Regions from separate parts of the Mus musculus genome. Here region 2 is linked to region 1. Evidence: chromatin loops called from intact Hi-C (ENCODE). Cell type or tissue: gastrocnemius. All regions are shown on one strand. Each heading gives the region's core, and the rest is flanking DNA. Links, peaks and the distances in the headings are about the cores only. Region 1 holds the start of Zfp882 (zinc finger protein 882). Region 2 holds the start of Tpm4 (tropomyosin 4).

The links. Peaks named below come from ENCODE experiments on the same cell type or tissue, not always from the same donor. Only the 100,000 strongest peaks of a DNase experiment are listed, where the experiment ranks them.
Region 2: it touches region 1 in a loop (3-fold over the local background); 2 of 42 quality-filtered maps call a loop at or near these places.

What each region holds. Positions count from the first base shown.
Region 1 is chr8:71,907,277-71,910,188 of GRCm38, reverse strand. Zfp882 (zinc finger protein 882) reads right to left here and starts at 1,583. Exons shown (of 3, transcript NM_001166645.1): 1 at 1,451-1,583. The coding sequence starts at 1,453. In gastrocnemius, for the core only: a CTCF peak has its summit at 1,333; a DNase peak (open chromatin) is centred at 1,566; H3K4me3 peaks cover 1,721 bases; H3K27ac peaks cover 1,601 bases.
Region 2 is chr8:72,134,716-72,137,627 of GRCm38, reverse strand. Tpm4 (tropomyosin 4) reads right to left here and starts at 2,340. Exons shown (of 8, transcript NM_001001491.2): 1 at 2,175-2,340. The coding sequence starts at 2,306. In gastrocnemius, for the core only: a CTCF peak has its summit at 1,683; DNase peaks (open chromatin) are centred at 820, 1,217, 1,835 and 2,366; H3K4me3 peaks cover 2,500 bases; H3K27ac peaks cover 2,500 bases.

The DNA.
Region 1 (2,912 bases), core at 327-2,826:
TTACACCAAAAAGGCTTATATTATAAAGTATTTAGCAAGGGTACAAAATCAACACACAATGCCAGTATATTTTCTCTCAGCAAGTAATGAACTATCTCAGAGATACACTGTTAGAAAGTCATAATGCCTATACACATAAACTAAAATGCCCAAATTAAATGATGATGAGAAAATGTTCTACAAAGGCAGCTTTAGGTCACTGAAGAAAAAAATAAAGAGAAAGAAAGAGAGGATTTGGAGTTGGGTGGGCAGAGAGGTGGAGAGATTGGGGAGGAGTTGGGGAGAGGAAAAGTGTAATCAGAATATATTGTGTGAATTTTTTTTCAATTAAAAAAAATAAAGAAATTAAACACGACACTAGAAAAGACTACCATGATCATGGATTAGGAGAATCAATATTGCTAAAATAATTCAAAGTTGTAATTCAGATTCAATGAAATTTCCATTAAATAATCACATTTTACACACAACTAGCAACAGTTCTTAAAATTGCTATGACAGTGCAACAGACCCGGGGGGAGCCCAAGATATCCTCAGCAAAAAAAGAGCACACTGTGCAGATCTGTAATGAAAATAAACAGAACAGAACAGAACAGAACAGAACAGAACAGAACGAAGCAAAACCCGACAGAGTAGTGTCATAAATATTGATGTACAGTCCATTGGAAAAGAGAAAATAAAAATAAGCCCATACGTTCAGCCAACTGATTCTCAACAAAGGTGCCAAAAATATATACCAGAGAAAGCACCAATAAAATAATGGTGTTAATGCTGGATTTCTACATGATGTTTGAAACTAGACTCTGATCCTAGAGAAAAACCAATTCACAAATTGTTCACTTGTTGCCTGAAAATGACTGGCTGCTCAGAAAAGACAAAACACTATTAAGCACGATCAAACCCGTACCTTAATACTGTTGACATATCCCTCCAAGCAAAGCCCTTCTCTTCTAGCCACCGCTTGACACGTTTCACACTTTTTATCTCGGGCCTTCTCCCTATTTCTAACAGTCCTTTCAAATAAAGTCATGTCTCAGCATTAAAGAAGTTGAATCCCTACAAACCGCCCAACTGCATCACAGATGGCCACACTCCTTGCACCCCCATGTTGCTCACGGGGACCTGTGGATCGCCCGGTCCAGTGAGTTTGGCAATGTGGGGACGGGCCTGGGAACCGAGGGATTTCAATTGTCAATCAAGCAGCAACAACAAAAGCATTTGGATGGAGAAGACATTCAAGGATTCCAGAATCCGCTTCCCATGGACCGGAAAGACTGGGAAATCAGGTTCTACTAGGCAAAACAAAGCAGCGGCACATCGCCCCCGCGCGGCTCCCGTACCGCCAACACAGCTGGCCGCGCAGTCCAGGAGTCGCGCGCGCAGCTGCAGTCTTTGCCGTGGTTCCCGTACCGAGGGACTCGCCTGCATTCCCCGCATCCCCGATGCTCACCATAGCTGAGCTCCGGACCTCAAGCAGCCTCACGCGGCTCCAGGGTGGAGCGGCCTGAGGTCCAGCGACCCCAAACTCCCTCAGCGGACTGGACTGAGAGAGCAGTGACAATGGCGTTGCCAGGAAGAAAGATGGCGGGTGAAGAACTTCCGCTCTGTTCTCCGGGCCTCCAGCGACCTGACTCTGATACTGGGTTTGACGGTCATGAGAAACCTGAAGCTGAACAGTTTGGCACTCAACTGAGAACAGAGTCGCAACTATGGTAGCACCAGAAAGAAAGATGGCGGTGATGCTCTTCCGCTTTGCCTGACCCCAGTCTTGATTGGATCACTTATCTCATAACTGTTTTGGGGAGGGTCAATGTTACACTGCAGGGTAGAACAATACAGCACTCCCTGAGCTGACCGTACAGTTTAGCGACTTTGGCACCAGAAAGAAAAATGGAGTTAAGGAACTTCCCACTGGTGCTCTTGACCCATACACAGAGCCCCTTGTGATGTTGTATGTTGTCAAAAGACCCTTACAAAGACCACAGAGACCGCCATCGTTGCAAAACGCATGAGGATTTTACTTGTCCAACATGTTGGGGAACACCCTCTCAGCACCAGGCCAGAGGAGAGATCCAGAACAAAGGAACACACTTTTTATTACCTTTGTAAGGGCCGGATCTAGGCACCAGGGTAGTTTGGCTTATTTTAATTGGTGTAGCCAATAACCTTTTTGGACATTGGTTGATTTGTATAGGGTGACTCTCATTTTGTCTGTCCTTGTGGTTTTTAGTGTAAGGCAGGGCAGGGGCATTGTTAATCTTGTTCTGGCAGCTGTAAGCTTAGTCATTTTGACCGTTAAAACTATGTTTCTATATTTGTTTAGCCAGCCAGCTTCTTTATCTGGCTCTGTACTTGGCCTGGTAGTACAGTTTGGAAAGTCCTTTTGAAGGGGGAAGGTACTAGGTAGTCTTGAATTTATTTTGGATATTACAGTGACACGATAAAGAATCCTTACCTAACTGGAACGAAAACAAGCACTCCAGAGTTAGCCATTTCCAGAACTGTCTAGTTTAAAATAAAAATGAGTGAATGAATGAATGAATGAATGAATAAATAGTGCAGAATTCTGTCAGACCTTCAAAGAGGAGCTAATACCAATTCTCTTCCACAAAATAGAAACAGAAGGAACACTACCTACTTCATTCTATGAAGCCACAGTTATGTTGATACCAAAACCACACAATGACTCAACAAGAAAGAGAACTTTAGACCAATTTCCCTTATGAATATTGATGTAAAAATACTCAATAAAATTCTTGCAAACTGAGTCCAAGAACACATCAAAACAATAACTCACCATGATCAAGTAGGCTTCATCCCAGGGATGCAGGGATGGTTCAACATGTGAAAATCCATCAATGTAATCCACTATATAAACAAAACTCAAAGAAAAAAAAAACACATGATGATCT
Region 2 (2,912 bases), core at 307-2,806, 230 kb before region 1:
TGAACTCAGATCATCAGCCTTAGTGGCAAGCACCTCTACCCAGCTGAACCATCTCAGGGGCCCATGGGTGCCTCTTTTTTATATCTTGAACTTCAATACCTATCATATGCAACAAGTGGGGCAGTATTGGTTCCCGCCCACTTCAGTTTTTAGTATATTTAGCAAAAGTTATGTAACCAGGACCACTATCTAATTTGTTAACTTTTGCCATTTGCTAAAAAGAACCTTGTGCCCATCTGCAGTCGGTGGAGCTTTTAGTTGTTGGTTTTTTGTTTTGTTTTGTTTTTTTGTTTTTTTTTTTTTTGTTATGGTTTCACGAAGTCCAAGTTGGCCTCTAACTACATAGTCTGGCCCTAATTTCTGACTGCCCTGCCTTAATCTCTCAAGTGCAGGCTCTACTTCATCCAGTTCACCCAGTCCTGCAGAAGGGACCCAGGACTTTGTGCATACTAAGCAAGTATCCCACCATTCAATGACAACCCCACAGCCTCTAAGTAGCCTGGGCTGCAGGGGGCTCAAGGCCACACCCAACATAGTAATCACTTTCACAGTCACATTGAGTTTCCACATTCATGAGTTGTCTCAAAGAAAAGGAAAAGAACTTAGACTGAAGAGGCACACTTTGATCTTGGCATATTTTCAACTGTTTAAAACAGAAAGAGCTCTAGTTCACATCCATGCATTCATTCACACACACACACACACACACACACACACACATCCTAAGTCATCTTGAGCTCCGCCCCTTCCTGCAATCAAAGCCTTCCACCGGCTACAAAGGGTTTCCCTTATAAGGTAAAAGAGGCTTGCTAGATACTTGTGGCCAAGCAACAGGAAGACGTCGGTTAATCACACAAAAATCTAAATGAAACCAGCTGTTGGGACACAAGCCCAGAAATCAGCTACACACACCCCAACCCCATTTCTAGTCTGGGTGTTTCTGGCCCGGAATCAACTTGAGATGTCTTTCTACAACCAAAAGAAGCATGCTTTCCCACATGAACTTTTAAAGCAGCTCAGAGTTTTCCAAAAGGCATCCCCCGCACTCCACCCTTGGGCCGCCAAATTCCTGGCTTGGCTGGAGTCTCGAGGCCATTTTGGAGATGTCTAGGGTGGGACGGGCGTATGAGAAGCCGTAACAGCTACTGTGCAGAGCTTCCGCCCGGTTCTGAGGCTTTCTCCAGCCCGAGCGGTCCTTGAGGGATTCAAGGCTTCTACCCAGGCCAGGCTGTCGCCCAGGCAGTCTTGGGAGGAGTCCAGGCGGTACCTGCACTGCCAACTCCACCTAGCCTTTCAGTTTCTAGGGTCCCCGCCCTGAGTTCCCACACTACGGCTTCAGGAGACCTGGGCAATCACACAACACTTCTTCCCTTGTCTGTGAGTCTCCTTCGCTAGCAAACACCGCCCTACTACTCAGGCAAGGGGCTCTCCTTGCCCCGGAAACGTCTGGAATGCCTCTCCCTAGTCTTTTCTTTCTACCCACCTGTAGCAGACTTTTGGGAGACACGAATCGAACGCTTTGTGGGTGCCAGAGCTGGGCTTAGAACCCAGACCCATCTCTGGCCCCGGGCTTGACCCAGGGATGAAGAGGAGGCGCGGAGGCCTTTCCTCTTTCCGAACTATTCATGCACCCCGGTCCCTGAACTCTCAGGGAAGGCGCATACAGTGGGCGCTCCGGCGTCGGGCAGGCCCCCTAGTGGATATTACCTGGGGCTAGGGGGACACAGGGTGATGGTGGTGGTGGTGGGTGTCCTGCAGGCCAGCGTCCAAATTCTCCTGTCCCCACCCCGCCCTCAGCGGACGTGTCGCGGCCGCACCCTAAGGACGTGCCGGGAAAGTTCGGGCGCGAAGAAGCAAAAGCGCGCACCGCCCCCGCCCCCACCTTGGTCAGCCGCAGACAATGGGAGCGCGGTATTTGCCCCACTACTCCGGAGTGCCCCGCGCAGGACTGTCCCCCCCGCAACCTCCCAGTTCCTGCCCCGCCAGCGTACGGGGCTCCAGGATCCAAGGGTATGGATGATCAAGGCGGAGGGGAGACGGAGGAAGGGGGAGCTAGAAGCATGCGGAGCTGGGAAGAAAAGAGGGCGCCAGGGAGCACTGCGGGCCCGGAAGCGCGCGGGACGAAAAGTGGGATCGGGCGGGGGTCGCGGACGGCGCGGGTCCTGGTCTCTCACTTTCTCGCGCCGCTCGCGCTCGCCATCCAGTTCGCGCTGCAGGCCTTGCGCGCGATCCTCTGCGTCGTCTGCCTGCTGCTGCAGGGCCTGGATCTTGCGCTTCACTGCCTCCAGTGAGTTGAGGCCGGCCATAGCTCAATCGTTCTGCTGGGCTCCGGCGACAGCTGGGCGGCCGCGCCCGGGCCCGCCAGCCTTGGCCACGCCGGGGCCGCCCCCGCCTCTCCCCGCCCCCCGGCCCTGCTGTCAGGCCCATGAGGTCACCCGGGCCGGCCGCGACGTCAGCACCGGGCGGGGGGTGGGTGGGAGGGGGTGGCTGACGTCGGTGCAGCTAGCCGCCTTTGCCCTGTGGGCTCCTCGTCCTCCCTCACTGCCCGCCCCGCCTGGCCCAGCGGCCGCGCACTTACCTGGGAGCCTTTATTCTCCGTCTGCTTTAGAGTCTTCTTTAAGTCTGTCAGGTCCTCGGAGTGCCTGTCCAGTTCGTCCTCCACGCATTTCAGTTTCTTCTGGAACTACGTCAGCTGCTCTTTCACCTGGGGACACAGAAGATAATGAGTCAGCCTAATGGTCCATTGCCCGGAGTTTGGGAGGCTGAGGCAGAAGGACTGGGAGTTTAAGGCCCTGCAAATGAACAAAGTCTTTATGAGCTGATGAGATGGCTCCATGGGTAGAGGTGCTTGCCACCAAGCCTAATGCCCAGAGTCCATTAATCTCACACATGCGCCCACATTAATGTAGAAA